Linked DNA regions of Mus musculus: region 1 is linked to region 2. The links are chromatin contacts, found by POLR2A ChIA-PET in ENCODE. All regions are on one chromosome and are shown on one strand. Each heading gives the region's core, a stretch centred on a gene start or an enhancer-like site at or near the end of the contact. The rest is flanking DNA. Distances are from core to core; before and after follow the strand shown. Region 1 holds the start of Gata5 (GATA binding protein 5). Region 2 holds the start of Rps21 (ribosomal protein S21).

The links. ChIA-PET counts read pairs that join two places held with the same protein, here RNA polymerase II (POLR2A).
Region 1: POLR2A ChIA-PET joins it to region 2 with 16 read pairs in embryonic stem cell. The contact joins the promoter of Gata5 here to the promoter of Rps21 in region 2. POLR2A ChIA-PET finds 5 or more read pairs at or near these places in 3 of 5 experiments (Patski and embryonic stem cell).

Annotation. Positions count from the first base shown.
Region 1 is chr2:180,333,152-180,339,208 of GRCm38, reverse strand. Gata5 (GATA binding protein 5) reads left to right here and starts at 4,530. Exons shown (of 6, transcript NM_008093.2): 1 at 4,530-5,383. The coding sequence starts at 4,840. It overlaps Gata5os (GATA binding protein 5, opposite strand), which reads right to left. Exons shown (of 5, transcript NR_045877.1): 2 at 5,266-5,541; 3 at 4,888-5,027; 4 at 1-7. Gm52543 (a long non-coding RNA gene) reads left to right here. Exons shown (of 5, transcript XR_003953987.1): 2 at 210-428; 3 at 632-689; 4 at 1,807-1,943; 5 at 2,410-2,792.
Region 2 is chr2:180,255,212-180,260,664 of GRCm38, reverse strand. It overlaps Rps21 (ribosomal protein S21), which reads right to left and starts at 3,286. Exons shown (of 6, transcript NM_025587.2): 1 at 3,218-3,286; 2 at 2,982-3,044; 3 at 2,814-2,877; 4 at 2,608-2,679; 5 at 2,380-2,435; 6 at 2,221-2,287. The coding sequence starts at 3,031. The coding sequence ends at 2,278. Cables2 (CDK5 and Abl enzyme substrate 2) reads left to right here. Exons shown (of 10, transcript NM_145851.2): 8 at 1-21; 9 at 186-390; 10 at 482-2,126. The coding sequence ends at 622. It overlaps Mir3091 (microRNA 3091), which reads right to left and starts at 3,129; the gene lies at 3,054-3,129.

The DNA of each region.
Region 1 (6,057 bases), core at 3,281-5,780, 77 kb before region 2:
AGTTCACCTAGGTAGTGGAGACCGTGCCCACACATTAGTGAAAGAGACTCTGTATGCCCAGCAGTTAAGTCCTCGCTAAACCTATGCTACTTCAAGACCCGGCTGGTCCTGAGCTGACTGGGGAGTATCCTAGGCTGGAAAGCCCCCCCCCCAAGTATACAAATAAATTAGCATTGCTGTGCCTCACTTAAATTCTGGCCAATTTTTAGATTGCTGCAACTGCCCCAGACCTCAAAGCCTCTGGGTCACTGGCTTGCCATGTTCTACATCATGCCGTTCACCCAGAGCTGCAGACAGCTCCCGGGGAAGAGTCTCAGAATGCAACAACCAACAGCTCTCCATCTCCCCCCGGCCCTCTTAGCCGCCAAGCTCTAAGACTATCCAGATGGCATATTATGGAAGAAACGTCTTCACCGACCTGGCACCTGGTAGGAAATGGGTGTTTTAAGTGGCACTGTACACAGCTCCCCTTTCACGGGTACCTGGGTAGGATAGGCTCTCGGAAAGCGTCAGTCCCTTCCTAGGTCACCCTAATGCTGACCAGGAGATTCAGCCATGAGAATCCTCAGCTTCTCCTATGGACCTCCAAAAAGCTCTACAGACAAGATAGCAGAGTTGCCCTTTCACACAGGGTCACCTTGAGGGCTAAGGTGAGGTCAGCTGGATTCCCAAGCATCAGAATCTCTCAGGTGAGTCAAACCTTGTTCCTAGCCCATCCACTAAAAGCATCACACCAAGCCCCTCCTACTGCCAGATACAGTGTGCCTGGTGATGGAACCTGTTGTCCCCTCACCTATACTGCCACTCAGCTTTAAGGTGTCCTTCCTATGTGCACAGAATATTTATCTATTGGGGGATTTCACTGAATGTCTGCTTGTCCTCACATTTGGGGAAAGGAGCTGAAAAAAATAGTGGGGGTGGTAAGCTAGCTTTCTGCACCCTAAGAAGTGGGCAGCAGTACTCACTGAAGGTATAGCCCTGCATGCTGGAGGCCTCCCTGGACCCCCAGGCTACCATAGGAAGCAAAGGAAGCCCCCAGACTTTTTCACAGCAATCTGATCTCTCACAGAGCAATGGGGTGCCCGTGGGTGGACCTGGAGGAGCCAGTCCAGTCCCAACTCTGCACCTAGGCAGCCCTGCTTTCAGGGGTTACCCTCAGGTTAGACTAAGGCCACCTCTGTTTGCACTCAAAGCCTAGTGGCCACAAGCATCATGCCAGTGAGTACAGGCAAGGTGTGTGCACACAGGGCTCCTCCACCTGGAGGCAATCATTAAAAGGTCTCCTGTCCCAGGTTATTCCCACTGCAGAGGGCAAATGTCCCTAAGAGCAAACACGGCCCAAATGCGATACATACCCCAGACGTCTAAGGGCCCTCTAGGGAGTCAGTCTAGAGGCCCTGACGCCCCCTTATCCCTTAACAATAGGATTGTTTTCTTTTCCTTCGATAAATGTGTCTGCATTAACAGTTCCCAAGCTCGAGGTGGGGGGGGGGGGCTGTTGGGCAAGTGACAGCTGCAAATGAAACCCAGATCCTGTCAGGCTGGCAGGAGGTTCCTCTCCCCGTCCTCCAACTTGGCCACTCAGGCTCTCTTAATCCGGAGATCATGGATTAAACTCAGTTCAGATTGGTCACAGGGTCACGAACACGCCAACCCCCCATCCCTCTCGGAGAATATGGGATCCTTATCTCAAAGAGCTGTCCTTTCTCCTTACCTGGCTCAGTCAGGTCTGCCTGCTAGGCCAGGGGAGCCCGAAAGACTGGCTGAGGCTCCCACCTGCCTAACTGCCCTTCACTCTGGGGCCAGGGCTTGCTCATTCTCCCACCTGACCAGAATCAATCAGCCTCTGCCCGGAGCCTGTTGAGGGCCTGCCACATGCACACCTTACGGCAGCTGCACAGATGCTTAGTCCCACCAATCCCTCCCTGAAGCCACTGTGAGAGGTAAGTGCTATTATTACACAAAGAAAAAACGGCTAGCCAATGAATGCTGTAAAGCCTTGCCACAGCAAAGCTGAGTCCCCTGCAGAGTCTGGCTGCTTCCTGTCCGTGCTCCATCCTGCTTTCCTCAAAGCTGACTTTGGGACTCTGAGTCTGCTGAGGGGCCTGACAGAAACACCTAACAATCTGTCAGTGGAATGCTTGAAATGAGCCATGGGAAGTTATGTGGACCCTGGGGGTGTGTGTAGGAGTTTGGTGAACAGTGAAGAGAGGAAACTCTCTTTTGGTTGGGGAATAGCAACAAGAAAGTCCTGTGGATAGAGAAACAACTACAGGGCTGGTGGTTCCCTCCTGGAACTGGTAGGCGGGATCATGGCATCAGAGCTGACCTCTGGGGGAGGGACAAGATGGAGCTAGAAGGACCTAGGGTTTGTGGTTTGATCTGAGACTTCGCCTTCTTCTCCTCAAGCAGAAGGATCCAGTTAAAGGGTCAGATATTGTCACAGCCAGTGTCCCACCACTGTGAGGCAACCTGATCTGGGCAAAGGACACCCTGCAGCCACTTCTGCCCCTACTCTCTGAAGAGATGAGCCTACTTCCCTGTCTAGACCTGGGCACTGACAGGACTGCCTCTGTGGGACCGAGGAGCCTGAGAAGGGTGGATTTCCTCCCCTTTCCCATATCTATAGAGACCAGGAGTCCCTTCTCAATTCTTCATTTGTCTGAATCAGCATGTTGAGTTATCAGTTGTGTGACTTTGGATAAGTTAGTGTTGTTCCTCTGTGTGTAAACAGGAATAACTTCATCTGCCTTATTAAGACTGAGGCAACAATAAAATGTGTCACAGAACAAAACCCAGCACCTGTGTCCTGTGGTTCTTTCCACCTTGTGGACTTTACTGAGTTTATCCCACCCAAAAAGCCCAAGTCCATCTAGGTCCATCCTTGCAGGACCCTAGATCTACTACTGATTATCTGGGGAGAAGAGGATTCCGTCCCCAGCAAGTGATTCCCCTCACTTTTCATCCTGGACTTGGTGGAGTACATGGGGAAATCTTCCCATTTCATTTAAACATAATCAGGAGGAAGCTGGAGTGCCGTGCTGCCCACTGGTCAATGCCAACTGCACCCAGCAGTCTCCCAAGATGGGCACCTGGACGTCCTTCCTGCTCCAAGACGCTTTGCAAAGAGGAAGACCTGCACAATGGAAGCCTAAAGAGTTCCGAGGAAAAGGGATGCCAAGACTGGAGACCCAAGTATTGCGCATCCCACAGAAAGGAGAACCATGAAGTCAGTGCTGGAAGCATCAACCAAGAGCCCTGACTCAGCCCCCACCTCAAGGAGGGAGGAAAAGGGGAGGCCAGGAGAATGCAGTGGGAGGTAATTTGAAGCAGGAAGCACTGGCAAGCTCCCCTTCCCACGACTACCCGAAGTCAGCTTCTGCTCTGCACCTCCATGGCTCAGATTCTGGGGCCTGTGTCAGGACAGTCTGTACCATCCCCAGGCCCAGGGTGCCCCCCTCACTTCCACTTGTGACTCACAACTAGATCTCCACACGCTGAAGAGAGCAGGTTGCGTGGACACCAGTGTGCAGGCAATGTTCACTCCTTTCTGACTAATAAACTAATCCCGCGCTGAGCGGCAGAAACACTGGACACTGACTTCAAGGTTAGTAGGTGTATTTCCCTTATCTCAGGAGCTCCTGCCTCACCCACGTATCTGTCTGCAGCACCCGGGGGGGCCAGCATGAGAAAGTGAGAAACATTCGCTGCCATCTTCGAGCCCTCCGGGGTTGCTGCACCTTCTGGCCACTCTTCATCTGGAACTCCTAGTAAGGTAAGCCGGAGGACATAAGTCACAACAAAACTGAGCTAGGTGCTCTATCATCAGTCTCTTGCTGAAAGAGACTCTTGCCAAGTTCCTCAGCCTGTGAAAGCCGCGGGACTTGGAGTCTAACAGTCTTCAATTGTGGCCTTAGGACTCTACTCAGAGTTCGCTGGCGCTGGTCAAACAGCGAGTGGTCCTCCTTGTTCAAAAACTCAGTACTGTGGGGTTCCTGGTGGACTTCGAGTCATTGCTGATGAACAAAATACCCAGTGAGAGAATAGCAGCCTGAGCCCTGCGGTTGCCATTGAAGCTAGATTCCCACGTAGGTTCGGGCGTATAGGGGGAATCAATCGCAAGCCAACTTGGCTCCAGCACCTTGTGTCCCTAGATTCAGAAGGGCCTCAGCCACAGGACACTAAACCAGCTTTGGGCGGGAGCTCGGAATAGACGTGGGGCGAGGACTGGCACCCGTGACCGTAGCAACAAAGTTCTAGACGGTTCAGAGCTGCTGCTGTCCCAGGAGTGCTCGCGCTCAGCCTCCTCCCACCCCCTGTTTGTTCGGGCTCAGCCGAGGGTACGCGGGCGAGCTGTGGTCTCAAAGCCGGACAGCAGAGCCTGTTCGGGTCACGTGGCCCCGCGGCTGGAGCCCCGGCGCTGACCCTGAGCGGAGGGAGGGACCGACTAGAAGAGAGAAGGGGCGGCACGGCGGGGGCGGGGCAGCCCAAGTTCCCGGGATTCCCTACAGAGCGGCTCTGTGGAGACCCAGTCTACAACCCACCGGTCACCCTCCCTGGGCCAACGCCGCGCCTTCCTGTGAGGGCTTTGGCTGGCGATCTCTGCGCAAGGCAAGGACCTCGTTCCTAGGGTCCTGCGCCTCATCTAACCCTGTCATTCCACCCAGAGGAGCCCGGGACCTGCCCTGGTGAACCGACTCAAAAAAGTGGAGTGCCCAAGCGGAGCAGCAGCACCTGCCCCGGGCGAGCGCAAGAGCTGATGGAGGGGGCCCAGTGATCCTGCCCTAGACGTCTGCCCGTCTTTCTTCTCTGCAGGTCAAGCTCGCGCGGGGAAAAAAAATGTACCAAAGCTTGGCGTTAGCCCAGAGCCCCGGCCAGGGCACTTACGCCGACTCCGGAGCCTTTCTGCACTCTTCGGGAACCGGCTCCCCGGTGTTCGTGGCACCCACTCGCATGCCCTCCATGCTGCCGTACCTGCCTTCGTGTGAGCCGGGCTCGCAGGCTCCCGCGCTCGCCGCGCACTCCAGCTGGACACAAGCAGTTGCCGCTGATTCCTCAGCCTTCGGCTCCGGAAGCCCGCACCCGCCAGCCGCACACCCACCGGGAGCCACCACCTTCCCGTTCGCTCACAGCCCTCCGGGGTCGGGCAGCGGCGGCAGCGCGGGGGTCCGGGACGGCGGCGCCTTCCAGGGCGCGCTGCTGGCTCGCGAACAGTACCCGACCCCGCTCGGGAGACCCATGGGCGCCTCGTACCCCACAACCTACCCAGCATACATGAGTTCCGACGTAGCCCCTTCGTGGACCTCCGGAGCCTTCGACAGCAGCATCCTGCACGGTCTGCAAGCTCGCCCTGGTGGCCTCCCTGGCCGCAGGACCAGCTTCGGTGAGTACCGGGCTGGGGCTGCCCGGTGGACCTGGCTCTAAAACTAAGGCGCGCAGCAATAAACCCGCGCGCTACGAAATGCAAAAATCCGAGATGCGTTCTTCTGCAGTCAGGGCTTTTCTGCCTAGTCCGACCACGCAGATTCCCGCCTAGAATTGCTAGGACACAGGAAACTTCATGAAACACAATACGATGAAAAACGCTCGATACAGAATTCTTTTCTCAGCACAATAGCAAGAAAATAATATATTTCTGCTTTTCACCCGACCAACCCCCCCCCCCCAAAAAAAAAGCATTCTGGGTTATGTCGATTTGGAACCTACATTTAAAAAGTTTTCACGGGAAGTTTTGGAAAGTATTTTTTGGTTTTAAGACAACCTAGTTCCAAACTTAACAGCAAACCTCCTGCTTCAGCCTTCCAAAGTGCTGAGTTTACAGGCATGAGCGGAGCTGAAAATGAATTTTATAAAGCTTAAAACAGCGATTATTTGATAAAGTCACCACAGCCATCTTGTTCTGCAACGTTCCATCTTAAGAGTTCCATACCTCACAGGAACATAGGTTAGATTGGATTCCAAGACTGTTGATCGTGGAATCATTTGTCTGGCTTTCTGAGTATTTTTTGAGGAACAGACACAGCAAAGAGGGCCAAGCTCTGTTTGCAGCCTCTGGGC
Region 2 (5,453 bases), core at 2,037-4,536:
GACATTGAGCAAAATTAGGAGGTAAGGGAGGGCTAGGCAGATACCCCTTCCCAGCCACCTAACCTGGCTCTGGGCTTTCTCCATGTGTGCTGACAGCCCACAGAACATGGCATAGCCATGGAAGGGTGACTGCTGTCTCATGACATGGATTTGCCCCAGCGTCATGGCTCCCATCCCACCCACAGTTTAAAACGGGAGATGCGGAACCTTTCTGAAGAGTGCAGCTTGGAGCCTGTGACCGTGTCCATGGCATATGTGTACTTTGAGAAGCTCGTACTGCAGGGCAAGCTCAACAAACAGAACCGCAAACTGTGTGCTGGAGCCTGTGTTCTGTTGGCTGCCAAGATCAGCAGTGACCTCCGCAAGAGTGAAGTGAAGCAGCTTATTGACGTGAGTGTGAGGTGTGCACCAGCAGGCACTGGGCCTTAGACGGGGACACAGATGGAGCTAACCCATTCACCCTTTGTTTCCCTCACTGCAGAAGCTGGAGGAAAGGTTCCGGTTCAACAGGAAAGACCTCATTGGCTTTGAGTTCACGGTGCTCGTGGCTTTGGAACTGGCCCTGTACCTCCCAGAGAACCAAGTGTTACCTCACTACAGACGCCTCACCCAGCAGTTCTAGCCCAAACAGTGCACCCCAGAGGGAGGCTGCTTTGGCAGGAAGGCTGAGTAGCTTGGCTAGAGGACTAGTGTTCCTGTCCCTCCTCCAGTAACTGCACTTGCCCCTCACAACCCACGGCAGCTTGGCTTCCTTGGAAAGTTTTTAATTTTGGGGCAGAGCACGCCTTGACCTCGAGACGCTCCCTGTTGAGGGTTTTCCTGAAGCAAGTGAACAGTGTGGGGCTTGGTTTGTTCTTCGTGTGGCGAGACCAGCCTGGCTTATGTTGTGAATCCTGAGGGCCAGCCTTCCTTCTGCCTACCCATGAAACCATTCCTGTAGAGACCTAGGTGTCCAGACCTTCTGAACTTGCTACAATTGTCAGGCTTCTGTCTTCTGGTGCCTCCACCCAGGCAGTTCCCCATCAGCACTATTTTATCTTTGGTCAAGATACAGGATAGGGCAGACACCTTGATTCTGAGTCTGCTCTCACTGCACCTTGTTAAAGCATCTGCCACTGTGAAACCCGTGTCACATGCACAGCAGTGCTTTGGCCAACCCCTGCTGCCTCCTGCCAGCACAGCTTTTCCCTGTCACTGGACAACCACTGACTGTGGGCTCTTGACTTTCCTAAGCAATATCGTGATGGAGAAAAGTCATTATAACTTGAGATTTGGTCTCTATGGGAACAGACAATGGCCCATTCAGGCCTGCTGCTGACTTTGAACCACACTTGATCCTCAAGCAGGAAGGCACCGATCCTGCTACCTACTGTCAATGACTACATGTCATCAGGCCAAGTTGCCCTGTGCCACTGTCATCACTCAAGAGCTATCCTCCACCTCCCCAGGCCTGTTATCCTTCCCTAGAAACTGGTCACCAGCCTGGCAGACGCCAGCCACCGCTTGGTTCCAGTCTCATGTCCCAGAGATGCTCGTCCTCAAGCCTGACACCGACCACCTAGGTCTATCGGATCAGTAACAGCTCAGACAGGAGCTCAAAGGATAGTAAATACGTTTTAGCCTGTCCATGCTTATGCTGGTGTAAGCATGCCACGTTCTCAGAGCATCTTTAGGTGCAATAAGTCGTTCCTGCAAACAGGTTATCTTCAGGGCAGCCCCATCATTTTTTTTTTAAATGAACTTAGATATATATGGCTGACTGATGGGATAAATGTTATTTAAGCTTCTAGATGTAGTAAGGTGTATTCATTTTACCAAGCTGGTCTGCTGTTAGTCCTTCCTAAGCTTCGCTAAGAGCTGCTGGTTTGTGGTATTGAGCACTGTTAAAGCCAACCCTTAAACCAAACACGGGCTAAACAGAGTCCTATAGACTGAGTCCAGAAATCTGAGGTATATCCATGGTGTCCAGCTGGACTGTGACCCAATGCCACAGACCTGGTGCTGCACCCGCAGCGCTCAACAGGACACAGCTGTGTCAGACCTCAGAATGTGGTGTATGTCCAGTAGGTTATGAATGGAAGGTGTTAAAATGTTTTTGTTAAAGTAAAACTGGTTTTTGCAACATACTTCCTTGCTTGTCTCCTTTCAGGTAAGTGTGCGGCCCTTTTCTGGTCACAATAAAAACACCAGCCCTACATAGTAAAAACAGCAAAAGCAGACTTAACTGTCACAGGTACTTAAAACTTTTATTTGTAACAAATTCCCGATTTCTTCTGCTCAAAAGTTCCTAACAAAGGGGAAAAAGTAGTATTAAAAGCTGTATCTCTTGGGAAGTCCCAAGCCACTCAACCCCAATGTGAGATTGTCCCCCACACTTACTTTGAGACAATTCCATCAGCCTTAGCCAATCGGAGAATAGAATCATCTGACTCGCCCTTTAAAATTAAAAATAAATACCTGAGTATCCACACAGAGCTGGCTCCCTGCTTAGCAGGCAGAGCATGCACTATTAAGCCCAAAACCATTCCCACAGGAAGAAAAGGACACCACCATCAGAGCTCAGATGTCACATGAACAGTACAAGGCAGACCAGGTGGTAGAACTCACCATCCTGCGAATGGCCCCGCAGATGCCATAGGTTTTAAACTGGCCATTAAACCGGCCTGTGGTCCTATCAACCTGGGTTAAAAAAAAAAAAAAAGAGGTTGGAAGATTCGACCTCACCCCGATGTTAGTAAACACACCAAGAGCCAGGCTGAGGCCTGAGGGCCTCGTAATTCCTTCCCTCAGGAACCGTCAGGTTCCCAGCTCACCTCGGCCACGTTCATCTGGATGGACGCGTGGTCCTTGGCAGCAATGATGCGGTTGCTTGCGGAGCTGGGTAAAGAGATGCACAGTGCGTTTAATAGGTCGCAAAAGAACAGTGGATGAATGGGAGCGGGGAAAGCGGGCGCGAGAATGACGGGCCCGCAGATGCTCACCATTTCCGCGGCACGTACAGGTCCACAAACTCGCCGGCGTCGTTCTGCATCCTGAGGCCGTCCCTGCAGAGTTACCACGCAGGTCTTGAGACTGGTCAGGCCCGCACTCCGAGTCTGCGGGCCCAACCAGACCCATGGCCCGCAAGCACTCTCGGCCATGTGACCGCGACCTCCCCAACTGCGCCCAGCCCGGCCCAGCCCGGCCCCGCTCGCACACAGCCCGCACCGAGGCCTACCTGCTCACTTGTCCAGCGAGAGCGCAGAAAGGAAGTAGCTCGTGCCTCCGCAGCACTATTGGGCAGGAGGGCGGGTCCTCGGTAAGTGCTTCCGGGTCAGGGTACTCGTATCCACCATACCGGAGGCCTGTTTGTGTGTTTTAACTTCCGCTTCCGGTGCAAAGAAAGCCTGGCTCTTTCCGCACAAAGCACAGGCATCGGTCCCTGTCTCCGCCTCCAGCCAAGACATGCCTTCTTCCTCAGGCCCCGCCTCCATTGCGGAGTCCAGCCCCTCCGTCCTCCGCTGGAGAGGTTGGACTTGGCTTGTCTTCCAGCCGCCCTCGAGGCTAGCTTGTCAGAGGGAGCCCAGCCGCTGCTGGATCCCTGACTCCACCGACCTGAGGCGCCGCCAGAGCCTGGGAGGGGAACGAGCGTGGCGGAGGGAGGCGGGAACGGGAAGACCAATCCTCCGAAGAGGAAACTGAGGTTGGATCAAATGAGCTGGACCGCTGGCTTTCCGCTGCACATTCATTCTCTTCAAGAACCCCCTACTCACCCTGCGTCCTTGCCATCCTGCCCCTCCTCGCCCCAGGCCCTGCCCTACTCCTCTGGCTCCAGCCGCCACCCGGTCCACACGCCTAGGGAAGTGAGTCTGGCCTGAGAGTGCACGCCTTTAATCTCAGCATTCGGGATGCCGAGGCAGGTGGATTATCTATTTGAGGCCACTCTGGACTACACTGAGTTCCCGTCTCGAAAAAGGAAAGTTCCCAGACCACAGTCACCATAATGCTCAGTAAGCCTCTTTGTTTACGAGGTCAGAGAGCAGCCCGGACACAAGACTGCCCACGCTGTTGACGACTCTCCTGAGATTACATTTCTCCGTGAGTGAATCCACTGCTCACTCATCTGTAGAACTTTATGCCTGATATCTCTCTGGGACTGGAGCTGCAGTCTGGAGCTGGGACATACACCCAGTTACATGGTCTTGGGGAGAACCTCCCTGCCATGTGCACACTGACTGGTGATCACCTTCCAAGACTGTCTGTCACGGGGTCTGGTGAAACCGAGGCTACACTTTCCTCCTCACACCTGGAAACCAGTAGTCATGTATGCATTAAGAGTTCCCGCGCAGGGCGTGGTGGCGCACGCCTTTAATCCCAGCACTCGGGAGGCAGAGGCAGGCAGATTTCTGAGTTCCAGGCCAGCCTGGTCTACACAGTGAGCTCCAGGACAGCCAGGGCTACACAGAGAAACCCTGTTTTGAAAAAAATAATAAATTCCCGCGCAGCAGGGGTTATCTTTCAGATTAGGCACAGACACCTTACCCAAGCACCTGTTTTCACAGAGAGCTCCTTTAAATGGGGGTGGGGAAGAGGAGTTAAAGTGGCTGTTTTCTACTTGGTCAGAAAAACACAAGCAAATGACCTTGCAGGTGTAACTTTTAATAAGAGAAAAGGGGGGTTCCATGCTAGACCGGGCTGCACAGTGGTGTATTTTGATTGGATAGGACTTTTAATAGCTGGACTTTGGTAGTCAGCCTCACGAGGAGGAAGTGACCATATAAGGGAGTAGAGTTTGGTGGCTAACTTTAAGAATGGAATCTATCGTGGTTTTTTTTTTTTTTTTTTTTTTTTTTTTTTAAGCAAGGCAAAAGGAATGGGCTAGAAGGGCAAGGCTAGCTGGGCGTGGTGGCGCACGCCTTTAATCCCAGCACTCGGGAGGCAGAGGCAGGCGGACAGCCTGCCTGAGTTCGAGGACAGCCTGGTCTACACAGTGAGTTCCAGGACAGCCAGGGCTATACAGAGAAACCCTGTCTCGAAAAACCAAAAAAGAAAAAGAAAAAAGAAAAGAAGTGAGGATACCAGAGCCTCTGACCTTAGGAAAATCACTGTTCATATCATCCATAAGGCATGTGGACAGGGGTGGTTTTAGTTTTGAGATCTGCAGCTGCTCTGGCTGCATCCGTGCATATTGAATTGAACCCTCAAGGCCTCCTTAGTGGCCACAGATGAAGCAGCCGATGTGCCAGGAAGGAGAGCATGGCCAAAAGGAAGCCCCAGAAATCTTAGTAAACTCCACTCTGCAAATTCAGCACTCCTTGAAAGGGCTGGGACTGGAGTCAAGTAGAAAAGCTTAATGCAAATGATGCTAGGCAGAATGTTCAGAAAGGTCTAGCCTGTGGTAACTGCCAAAAACAATGCCCAGAGCCCACCTAACATGGTAAAAGTAAGATTCGCAAGGATCAAAGAAGTAGTAA